Linked DNA regions of Homo sapiens: region 2 is linked to region 1. The links are chromatin contacts, found by Hi-C or POLR2A ChIA-PET in ENCODE. All regions are on one chromosome and are shown on one strand. The core of a region is the stretch at or near the end of the contact, and the rest is flanking DNA. Distances in the headings are between cores, read along the strand shown. Region 1 has its middle 78 kb from the start of RPA1. Region 2 overlaps SMG6 (SMG6 nonsense mediated mRNA decay factor).

What was found. A loop is a pair of places that touch in the nucleus more often than their neighbours do. ChIA-PET counts read pairs that join two places held with the same protein, here RNA polymerase II (POLR2A). Pooled maps may share reads with other maps.
Region 2: a pooled map shows a loop between it and region 1 (2.5-fold over the local background). The contact joins two enhancer-like sites. A Hi-C loop is called at or near these places in 2 of 50 pooled maps. POLR2A ChIA-PET finds 5 or more read pairs at or near these places in 3 of 52 experiments (HCT116, HEK293 and PC-9).

What each region holds. Positions count from the first base shown.
Region 1 is chr17:1,904,555-1,910,735 of GRCh38, forward strand. No RefSeq gene overlaps it. Among named protein-coding and RNA genes, the nearest start is that of RPA1, 78 kb to the left of the region's middle. RefSeq lists enhancers at 2,606-3,114, 3,115-3,622. Within about 2 kb of position 3,858, at least 2 of the 41 ENCODE cell types and tissues checked have a DNase peak (open chromatin) inside an H3K27ac peak, as active enhancers do.
Region 2 is chr17:2,211,216-2,217,205 of GRCh38, forward strand. All of the region lies in intron 10 of SMG6 (SMG6 nonsense mediated mRNA decay factor), which reads right to left. Among named protein-coding and RNA genes, the nearest start is that of SMG6, 90 kb to the right of the region's middle. RefSeq lists enhancers at 2,183-3,382, 3,737-4,585, 4,948-5,157 and a silencer at 4,588-4,637. Within about 2 kb of position 4,481, at least 33 of the 41 ENCODE cell types and tissues checked have a DNase peak (open chromatin) inside an H3K27ac peak, as active enhancers do.

The DNA of each region.
Region 1 (6,181 bases), core at 2,608-5,107:
CTGCAGCTTTGTGCTCTTCAATGCCCAGCCCTGAAATGGAGTTAGAACAGGCAGGACTTTTTAAAAATAAGCCCCAGTTGGACTCTCATCTCCTCTCACCGTTGACACTGCTGTTCATGTTGAAGTTTATTTATATCTTCAGTCAGCCATGGTACAGAGGTCATTTCCATTGGCCTAAAATTTTAGAGGCTTATATGTTTGCCTGGGAAAGCTGATCTCCTCAGCACTTAGGCTTGTAATGCAAAGCCTGTCTCTTGCAGAAGCTTTTCTGCTTCCATAACACGGCGACTCCCACCGTCACCACCACCACCAATTTCCTGCTCCACGATTTATTCAAAATCTGAATAGCTGTATAAGGTGCATCCCTGCAAATGAGCTCTCCTCCTCTAATGGGCTCTTTCCAGGCAGCAAACCTTTCACAAAGGAGCCACTAATTAAGCAAAAAACAGTTTGTCTTGCTTAGCCACGTTTCAGGAGTCCAGCAGTCAGTTTAGAAGACGGCAACATCCTTTACAGCCGTGATGGTAATAATATTCTTTTGTCTCATACCAGGGTCTCTAACTGGCAATTTGGGTGTCTGGGTGTGCGTGTGTCCCTGTTCTGTCTTGCTCTCCATCTTGAAGAGGAAAATTTGTTTCCGTGGACTTTTATTTTTTTGGAAATCCTTGTTAAAGTTACTCTGTAAGGATCAAACCCACACCAAGCCTTCCTGGTTGGAAAGAGGCGCTGCCTGAGTGTCGATTTGCAGTGGGGGCACGCGCAGGCTCTCCGGGAAAACGCCTGTCAGTCAAAGCGGCTCTCTCGTGAGAGCGTCTGACTGCTCGGTTCCCTTCCATCTCCGTCTGCTGGAGAATTGAAGGTGTTAGCAGGTTCACCGGGCAGCAACGCTCAGACCGATGTGCAGGCCACCGCCGCATGCTGCACGTGCCTCCTAATAGAACCTTGAGCTCCCGCAGCCAAGCCTCATTTTGTGTGTGTGTTATTAAAGTGCCGGTGACTAGGAAAAGCAGAGCCCTCTTAATTAGAGAGCGACATCCTTGCATAGTGGTAGTGTTCCGTTTGTGGCATAATTGTCACAGCAAATTACCAGTTAGGTTAAATATTGGGCTGGTAGTTCTCAGCGCTTCCATTCTTGGCTCCACCCCGCCCTCCCCACCCTCTCCTACCCTCACCATCACCTGCTAGCCTGCACTTTTAACTTGATCTTCTGCCAAGTGATAGCTTTTAAGTGAGGCTTAGAGCAGATACACTTTACAGCAGGAGCAATAAATCTAGCTTTGGGCAAGTTACAGGATGCCAGGAACATCTGAATGAGGGGGGCAATTTTTGCTGTGTGTATGGGGGTGTGCTGGGTCGTCTCGTGGGGCTCAGCTATAAAACTGGGTCCTCCGTATATCTGACATGGTGTCTGTCCCGTGAGAAGATACTTGAGGTGACACAAGAAATGTGAAGGAAATAGAAGACCTGGTCCCTTCTCATTATCCGTCCATGGCGGGGGGGGAGCCTCACAAAATGGAAGAGCACTTTCTATAAGCAAAACCAGAGTGACACAGAGGATGCTGAGTACGTGGTGTGTGAAGGGAGTCCAGTGAAGGAGAGCGGACAGTCTGGTGGAGGCAGACAAAAAACCTATGAGTTGTCATCGTGAAGTTGCAAAAAAGGGATTGGCTGGCCGGGCGCAGTAGCTCACGCCTGTAATCCCAGCACTTTGGGAGGCCGAGGTGGGTGGATCACCTGAGGTCGGGAGTACAAGACCAGCCTGACCAACATGGAGAAACCCCGTCTCTGCTAAAAATACAAAATTAGCCGGGGTGGTGGTGCATGCCTGTAATCCCAGCTACTCGGGAGGCTGAGGCAGGAGAATCGCTTGAACCCAGGAGACGGAGGTTGCAGTGAGCCGAGATCGCGCCATTGCACTCCAGCCTGGGCAACAAGAGCGAAACTCCGTCTCAAAAAAAAAAAAAAAAAAAAAGGATCGGCTGGAAGAAAAGTCCATTTCAAACTGAAGGACTGGCACGTTGCTCAGGAGCCAGTAAACCAGGTGCAGGTGATACCAAGAAAATTAGCTTGGTTTGAGTGGTGAGTCTTTGTAGAAAAATAAATGAGATTGCTGCACACTGGGAGGGCGGCCTGGATCTTCATTTCCTTGGAGCTTAAGACTTAAGCCCTGTGGAATGTAAGTCCTAGGAGTGTCCTTTGTCACTAATTGATCTTTCAGCTGCTCATAGAGCTGGCATTCTTGCAGGCCAGGTACACGAGAAGATAGAGCCGGAGCAGCCTGCCTCCGCTTAGCCAACTGCATAGCTGAGGAAATCCTGCCGGGCATGTTATTGGAGGGTTGTGCACTCTATTCCTCACGAGCTTCGTGCTGGGATGCTCATTTTCTCTGGACAAAGATAGACTGGCTCCCTCTCTTGTTGATGGAATGGAAATTCTCTCTTGCATTATGGTTTCTGTGATAACTTTGGTGGCGGTGGTGTGGGGATAATGAAGAGTCTCTTAATGGCTCTAGTTAAACCTGGTAATATCACTCTATCACACTGGAGCCGGCCGTGGGAATCTAACCCACTTTTGTATTCCTAAACGCCTAAAACCTGCCACTGGCATCTTCGCATAATAAGGAACCAGTCATCGCTCGTCTGTGTCCTGGAACATATTTATAAGCCTATGTTAATTTCTGGACTCCGGAATGGCGCCTCTTCCAATCCCAGCCCTCGGTCAGTCTCTCCGGATAGACTTGGGAAGTCAGGTCGTTTCAGCCACACATCACCATTCTCCGTCCCTGAGCCCGGCATGCTGGTTTAGTGCCCCCAAAGGAAGAGAACTCATTTTATTCTGGAAATTGGGAAAGTGAATTTGCTTCAGGACCTGCCTAGGTCTAATTAGTCCAGTCCGTAAGCAGGCCTGGCTCCGTGTCTGAGGCATGCGTGCACGTGGATGGTGTGTGTGCACACGTGTGTGTGGCATGTGCACGTGTGTGCCCTGGCAGCCACTATAACGTGCCCGGCAGTGGCCGCTGTTCGCCCAGGTTGGCCCAGTTCAGTCCTGCTTCTCAGGGTGGCTGGTAGATGTGGCCACCTTACAACCCCCAAAAGCCTTCCATGTGCACCCCCAACCCCCAAAAGCCTTCCATGCGCACCCCCAAATGGAGAAGGGGCCGGGTGGGGTGTCATTAGGAGATGGGGGCCACGTGCCAAGACAGAGGAAGGGGAAATGGGGAGAAAACAACAAGAAAAGGAATAGGTGGGGAGAGAGGTCATTTTAACCTAAATTAAATAATGGAAATGACCATTATGAACACAACGAGGGCAGGGATTCCGTAGCCAGAGCTGCGAGACCGTGACAAATGGCTCTCCAGGGAAACGGGGTGCAGCCTCCTCTCCTGGAAGTCAGGAAAGGGGTCTCTCCACCAACCAGGGGCGGGAGGCAGAGCCTGCGCTGCCGGATTTAGCCTGGAAGTTAAAATCGCTGAAGCAGTTTATAGAAACAGCAGAGTGAGCCGCCGCGCACAATCAGTAGGCAGGATCCAGAGACGATGGCATAAATGTTTCAAATGTGCTCAGGGTAATTAGTTTTGAATTACCATGTGCATATTTTAAACATTTAAATGATCATCCCAGGTTTTCGAAAACAGTTGCACGCGGCTTGATGTCACCTCCCCTCCCGGGCGGCCTCCCCAAGGGGACACAGCCAGGTGGGGCCTGCGGGTCCCGCGACCTCAGCCGGGGAGGGGCGCGCGCTAAGCCCGGGGATCAGCGCGGATTAGGCCGCAGCCCCGAGTCCTGGAGCAGCCGCTCGCCCGGGACTTCCCGTCCTCCAAGCCTGCGTCGGCTGTGCCAGGTTTTCAAGACGATCTGCTCAGCGTTTAGGTTTCCCATTGTGCATGAAAATGCAATTCCACGCGGGCAGTTTTTCTCCCCCGTTTGATTTCCTGGAGACCCGGGTGGCTGGGAAACTTGAAAGGTGACTGGCCAGGTGGGAACCGCGTTTGGTGTTTGAAGCCAGCCACCTTGTCCGCCAGTCTCTCGAGGCGACCTGCCTTGCAGCAACTCCATTCTCCCTGGGGTTCGACTCAGAATGCAAACGACGATTTCCAAATTCCCTAATTCCGGAGGCGCTGGGAGGGGCGAAGGTGTCAGGCCTGGACCCCCACCCCCCGCCCGCGCCTTCCCTGCCGGCTGCAGGGGCGGATCCAGGCTGCGCCCTGGGGTGTCTCACAGAGGCCCTGTCGGCGGGGCGCGGCGGGTCGGGGTGTCTAAAGTCAGATCCCTAACTTCAGACACCCGAATTTAGCATCGTGGCTTAGAAACGCTGCCCTGTGTCCCCTTCCTCCCGGTTACAAGCTGTTTCTCCAGCAGGTGGAGCTGGGAGAATAAAAACTATGAGCCTGTGCCTGGGACCTTGCAGAGGGAGCTATCTGTGCTGAAATCCTGGTTGAATGAAAATTGTTCATTATGCAAACTGTCTGGTTCAGTACACAGAGGCAGCCCCCAGGCGCAAACCCCAAGTAGCTGCTTCTTCTCTCCCCAGATTAAAACATATGAACTGCTTTGATGTAATCTTATAACAAAGCCTAATAGAAATTTTATTTCTTTGAAGTTGCCTGTCATTTCTTATTGCCCCCCTTCTCCCGTCCTATTAATACCCGTACAGTCTGGGATATGCAGCCGAGTTTAGACTGTATTTGACGATGGGAACAGTGTGTTTTCCTCGGCAGTGGTCTGAGTTATTTAAATGCAGTTACATTGCTTGCAATATGTTTAATCTCTTGGGCTTCCCCCCCGCCCACTGCTATTTATCATGTTAATAGAATGCTACAGAATATCACATTATGCAATGTGTTTAAATTGATAAATTATATTAGAAAAATATTGCATAGGCGTGTTAATGGTAAGTGGGTTTTTGTAGAAACAGTTTCTCATTAGTAGATCAGCTGCTCACAGGGTAGAAATTGTAAGGATTTGGGAATATGCTATATTTATGACCTATTTGGCTAATTAAAATTAAGGCATAATTTTAGCATGAAGTTACTGCAAGACTTTGCAGAGAGGGTGGGGAAAGAAACTTGCCCAAATCCAGTTACTTTTAAATGTCAGTTGCCATAACAACTTCACATGAGCCATATTTTTACTTGAAAATTCCTTTTAGGATTCGGTTGCTATAATAATTTGCCTCAGCTCTTTTTAGGAGACATATTTTCCAATTTTCCTTCTGTGATCATTTCAAGACTTTCATTACTGTAACGAAAAATGACCATGGAAACCTCAACTCTTCCTTTCTCCGTGTGCAGGAGCAGAGTGGTCCCCCAAAATAGAAATATAGGTTTCCAGGAGGTATTCTGTAGGAAGGTGCCCCCAGGCCATGGGGGAAGGGGCCAAGCTCTGGGGATCCATTGTTGCAGGAGCCAGTTCCCTTCTGGGTGGGAATTATGAAGCCCACAGAATTTTTTGAGGTGTGGCTGTTAAGCTTTTCTATGTCCTGGGAGTTTTGCATGAGGCAAAGGCCAGCCTGACCATCTCAAGGAAGAATGAGTCTACTCATGTATTATGAAGGCCCATTGGGGGCCGTCAGCTTGTCATTCAGTGGAACTGCTGGTATTTGATGAGCAAGTGAGGCAATCCCCAAAGTATTTACTTAGAAGCAAAGTAGTAGCAGAGTAAAGTTCAGTGCCCTTTCTTTCGGTGTTTAGCTGCTAACCTTCATTCATTAGCCAATATGACCTCCAAGAAGCACCTGCAGCTATGCTGTGTTCTGGCCACAGACACACCAGAGAGGACTAGTTTCTGCCAGCTTTCAGATCTCTCTGGGCCAACACCGTCATTGCTGAGGGCAGGCTCGGGGTCCCAAGGAAAAGGTCCCGCAAGCGGGAAGAACATTCCATTTCAAAAGGCTTCTGGTTCCTCCTTCTGGGGGGAGCATGGCTGCTCTTGCTGACTAGTGTCCCTGACAGAAGCTGTAATCGGGTCTCTGGCTTTAGGGATACCATAGCTCCTCTCTTGGGAATTGCCATGGTCCTTCCTCTCCCTTTTCCATCTTCTCTTTCTACATCAACTCTTTGGTGGGATCTCCAATGGCCACATCTTTTTTTTTTATTATTATTATTTTAGATGGAGTTTCGCTCTTGTTGCCCAGGCTGGAGTGCAATGGCATGATCTCGGCTCACTGCAACCTCAGCCTCCCG
Region 2 (5,990 bases), core at 3,231-5,730, 310 kb after region 1:
AAAAAATACATAGACAAATTCTAATACATATATATATTTTTGCTTCAGAACATTTTTTGGGAGGTAAACATTTTTAACAATAGCAACATCATTACTGACTTGAAGGAAAATAAATAACTCTTCTTAGCCTTGGCACCCTAAAGAAAATAACAAAAAGGTGTTATTTGGGCCAGGCGCGGTGGCTCACGCCTGTAATCCCAGCACTTTGGGAGGCCAAGGCAGGCGGATCATGAGGTCAGGGGATCGAGACCATCCTAGCTAACACGGTGAAACCCCGTCTCTACTAAAAACACAAAAAATTAGCCGGGCGTGGTGGTGGGCGCCTGTAGTCTCAGCTACTCGGGAGGCTGAGGCAGGAGAATGGCGTGAACCCGGGATGTGGAGCTTGCAGTGAGCCGAGATCGTGCCAGGGCACTCCAGCCTGGGAGACAGAGCGAGACTCCATCTAATTAAAAAAAAAAAAAAAAAGGGCGTTCTTTGACCTTCAGTCTTGGCTGGAATAAACAGAAAGTAGTTTACCTTCTATGCATAGACACATAGAAGGAATATACATTCTGTTACTGTGCCCAACACGGCTATGCCATATTCTTCACTGACTCACTGACCTTCCCTGTTTCCCTCTGGGTGTGGCTGGGGATCCCCACATCCACATCTCTCGCTCCAACTCTTCCTGCCCAACCTGCCAATCAAAAGCCAAGGCTCCAAGCATCACAGACTCCCCAAGAGCCAGTTTGGTTATATTTCCCACAGAGATCTGAAAACCTGCTGGAGCTCCAGAAGTCAGTACCAATTTCAAATCTGATCAGCATCTCTGAAAGTCACAGTTACCATATAGCTGAATATTTTTTCATAAATTTAATGCCAGCGTGTCTGTTTGGAAACTTTGAAAATACATGTTGTATGGTTTACTGCACTGGAAAAGGTGCCAACAGAGTTTCAAAGGAAGGGAAGTGTATAACTGTTTCCTTTCAAATGCATTTTCCAATGGGATCCATTCAGCGAAAAGGCTGGAACTAACTAAAACATTATTAAAACTGTTATGGAAAGAGACAGGGAGATGGAAAAAGATAGACCCAAAAAAGTGAAATACATAAGCAAGAGTGAGACAGACATACGAGGAAAAAGAAAGGGGATCTGGGCAGAGAGACAGGTTGGACAGGGAAATGGGGTGAGATGGAGTTTTGTCTGGCAGTTGCTGTTCGTGGTTTTATATTGCTGCAGATCAATCGATCAGGACTGCAGTGCTGCTGGCCCAGTGGCACAAGACAAACCACAGAGTTGGCTTTACGTTCGGCACTTGCGAACTGCTGACCTTCAGTTTTCAAACCAAAAATATTCTTTGGTAAACAGTAATACCAGGTTCAGTCCAACCAGTCAAGAGAAAACAAGGACTACTAACCTGAAGTAGCACCCTATTCAGTTACATCAGGCACCAACCCTTCATAGGCATCAACCGGGGATGTCTGCAAACCTGAAACCACACCCTACCAAACTAACTCCAGGTTCTGACTCAACCAACTAGGCAGTGATAACCAGGAATGCTCAAATAAGTGACATGTTTCAAAATTGGCTTAACCGGGACCTACTCAAGCGGGAAGGCCAGTCCACACTCACAGAGCCAGAAACACAGCAATGCTTTCTGAGGTCACATGTGCATGACTCCAGTGGAATCTGCATGCAATGCTCAGGGCAGGGTTTGGCGCTGCCTCACGAAGCCATTACATTTCTAGACAAAGAATTAACAGTTTGTAGTGAGTGGGTTATCTGTTATTTCTTGCTGAATTCATCTAAGCTAGCATGATGCTAAAATTTATCGCCTAAACTGGGATACTTCCGAGAGTGAAGGGGTGTGCTATGAGTAATTCATAAATAGGATCCATCCCTGGGCAAACCAGGACTTACAGTCACCCTGGCCTAAACCATAGGATCTTTTTTCTTCTCTGGGTCAGTATTATAAAACTCTACCTCAGAAGAATCTTTTCAAGAGGCAGAACTGCTCTGCTGAGTGCCAAAGCACTTTCTTTTTGAGCTCCTCCAATGGAGAGGTAAACAAATCAATTAAGTTAACTACAAAAACTAACAAGAAAGATTGAGCTGACAATCAGGATTCTGGAGAAGCTCAAAATTCCAAGCAGCAGCTTCAGAGAAGGGAAATGTGCCACAGATGGAGCTGTGGAGGCTGATCCACCCGGCCTCTCAGCGCTAGGCCCTGATGCCGCAGCCAGCTTCAAACAACAGAATGCAGGGCGGGCAGACGTTGGTGCGAGTTTGCTGAGTTCCAGGCCATCATTCTTGAGGGTGTAATAACCATGGGCTGTAGCACACATGTTGAGGGATGAGGGAAAAAAATAAACAGAGAGACAAAAGAATGAGGATGCACTGCCAATTTCAATTGTGCAGCTTTTATTTTTAAATGCTTATCAAGCTGAGAGAGAGCAGAGTTCTTGGAAAACAAGGTTTCCTTTTTTCCAATGCCAGGGTAAAACACCCTCAAGGATGGGCACTGCACAGACTGTAACAACAAGGAACGTGGCTTTGCATCCTCCCAGCAACAAAGTCTACCACGGATCCCACCCCACTCTGATTTCGGCTCAGCCGAGAACTTGAAATAACGGGCCCACTGCCTCTGGTAAAAACTGCTCTTTTAAAATTTTTTATTAATCTCCAAACTGGCTGTGTTAGAATTACAGCCCATTACCTACCAACTCTCTTCACTAATAAAATAAATTTGTAAAAGCCCTAATTACTACTTTTACTGAACTACACTGTTTGGGGATCAAGTACAGGAAGCTGAGAGTTCAACCATTTGTCAGCCAGGGGATGATGGGGAGAGGACCGGGGGACCTAGAGTCACTAGCAGGAACATAAGGCCCAGAGATAAGTCTCAGAACCCATGCCCAAAAAGAAACAAAAGGTCACTAACCCTGTTTTTGTTCTCAACAGCTCCACGAGGATCCATGCCATCATGGCACTTTGGGAGGCCTGTCACGAGTTACACAGGCCTAGGCTGCCCACACCCCAGCTCAGCAGAAAAAGAGAACTGCAATCCAAGTCAGACAGATCCTGCCTGGACTCTCCGCAGAGAGCCTGGAGAGTCTGACCAGCAAAGAAACAGCAATCTTCCTACCTACCCCACTCTCAATCCCCCCCACCCCAATCCAGGCTCCCGAAGAAGAAAAACAAACAACAACAGAGCAGGCAATTGCACAAGAGCTGCAGAGTGAAGGCGAGGTGGACGGCAACGGCTTCTCGGCTGTGCCCCGTATCTCTTCCCAGAACACTGATGACAAAGCTGGAGACGTTACTCACATGCTGAGCCAGTCAGCCCCTCACCCAGGGCTGGTGCTGAGAAGTCTGACTAGAAACCGGCAGTCAACGCTGACACACTCATTTATAATAAAAGGTGTATATTAAACAAACTAGTCAAATCCTTAAACAAAAAGTAAGGGCAAAATGTGACTGTCATTCTTAATTGTCCATGCAAAATCCTCCCGGTTAAATTCCATGTGTCTCCTGGACTTTGATAAATGTTATTTCTCCTCTCAAGAACATGAACAGAGATACCGCTGTCGAAGTAGCTCTCTTGGAAAGAAACCTGATAAGAAAACCTGCTATGGCAGGTGAGTGAAACCTGTGACGGACACCATTTTGGGGGATGACCAGACTGGAACATAATATTTCACTGAGGCAGAGGGGTCTGTGGTTACTTTCTGCATGCCACATGTCTAGCCCTAAAGAACTGAGGAATGCTCTCGACAGGAAAAACACAGCAGCCAATGCTGCGATACCAAAGCCACAACTCCACGGGGCCCTGGAGCCTCTCAAACTAAGCTGCCAGCTAGGGAGCTAACACTAGCTTTGGATAAAACACAGCTCTGGTACAGTAATTAATTTTTTTCTTAACTAGGATTACATTAATTTTCAAGGACTAATGGAGTCCAGCTGTAATGTGAAGAGTGGCTGCTGATGCACAAAGGCACTTGTGCGTACATTATAAACACACACACACGCGCGCGCACACACACACACAGACCTATAAAAAGGATCTACTATAACAGGATATTTTTAGTTTCTACAATGCTGCACTAAAAATACAGTCCCGGCTGATACATCATGGCAGAACTATTCTCTCTCTGTCCCTTCAGGAACAGTTTAAAACATTTATTTTTGTTTCCTTTTGCGATGGTCAGAGTAGAGAGAGAAAATAGCAACTCATTGATAAGAGGAAACGAGACAGACATGAAAAATTGAAAACTACCTAAAAACTCATGGAGAGGTTTATTTTATTAGTTCTTAATAAATATCTTGCAGATTTCCTCAGGAAATACACCAGATCACATGTAAAATAGTTTGATACTGATGTCAACTGCATCAACATATGAAGTCTATTAGGGTGAAGCCGCAGCAGGGTGATCAGCGTGCTGAAAAACTCCACAGTACTTGTGTGTGTGGGGGGGGATCTCACGGCCTTCCAAATTCTTCGAGAGGTAAAAAAGTCAGCCAAGACGCAGAGAGAGAAAGAGAGAGAAAAAAAGATCCCACATCCTGCTTTCAGCTGCCAGCAATGTGAAGTGCCCAGAGATTAATTCTACGTCTGGCCTGGAAATGCGACTTTAAAGCATGAGGGAGGGGAGTGAGGGTGGGTGGGGGGCGGCGAGGAGGAAAGAGGAAAGAGAAGGGCAGGCTAACCGAGGCTGGCAGCAGGCCACCAACCCCTTCCCAAGCCATGTTTCAATGCAGACAGAAGTAAACCCCTATAGACAGCAGCGCCTCAGCCTGCCAGGGCCTTACACCAGCTGCAGTGCATCTCGCGCTCTCCCTCAGCCCTGAGTGCAGATGTTCCCCGCAGCATCACTTCCGCTACACTTTCTTTTAAAGAAACAGCGCACACATAGAGGTATTTCTGCCTCTTCCCAGTAGGCAGAAATTTTTGGCCTTCAGGGATCTCGGGCAAGGTGGAAACTCAGATGGCAGGTACCACGATGGTAAAGCAGCTACCCCAATCTCCCTTGGAAGGGACCAACCAAGGTATCCAAGGAATGGGGTCAAGAGCATTAGTGAGGTAATAGGAATTTTTTTTACAGATTTGGCTTTCTACTGTCTTCAGAGGGAGAGAGAGAGGTCCCCACAGTTTGGGGCTAAGAAAAGGGGGGGAAAAAGTAGGCTGAAGATTTAAACCGTGATTTCTCAAAGCAGTCTACTGTAACATTACCATCTCAAAGGGATTCTGATGACTTCATCATCATGGAAGTCTTACAGAATTTTTTAAAAATATAATTCTAAGGTATTAACATTTTGCAAGGCACAAATACTTACCTATAAGACATAATTTTTTTAAATCAACAATCTGTTAATTTCTTATTTGCCTAAACTCTTTATACATTTTCAGACCTTAGAAAATCAATCAATCAATCACTGATTAGGCACCTAACTTTTTCAAAATTTCTGGCCCTTTTTTGTGAGAATAAGCATCTAATTTTGGAGTTAGCCTTGAACATTGTTAGGAATTTGCTAAAATATTATATAGTCTCTTGTCCCCATGGAGACATACTCTAGTTGAGGGATTTATGCATTTTATGAAGCTAAAATAATTCCATTTTCAAGATGAGCTAAATATTCCCTAATTGATCTATGAGGTTGTTAGTTCTTCTGGAATGCAGGAAGAGTTAGAAGAATCAGTAATGTCAAAATGTCAAAAAAAAACAAGACAACTGGTATACCCTCAAAACCTAAGTTGCTTCTTTTGAAATTCAAGTTCAAAATAAGAAACAGAATCTTCCTTTATGGGAAGGGGAGAAACACTGGCAATCAGTGGCGAACACATTATGGCAGGAAAGTTTAATTCAACAAACATTTATTAAATGTATTCCATCCACAAGGTACTGGACGTAGAAACAGGTTTGGAAATGGTTAAGTAATTTGCATAACACAGCAAGTAAACAATCAGAATTAGAACCTAGTTTTATCTAATTTCAAATATTTCTTTTTAT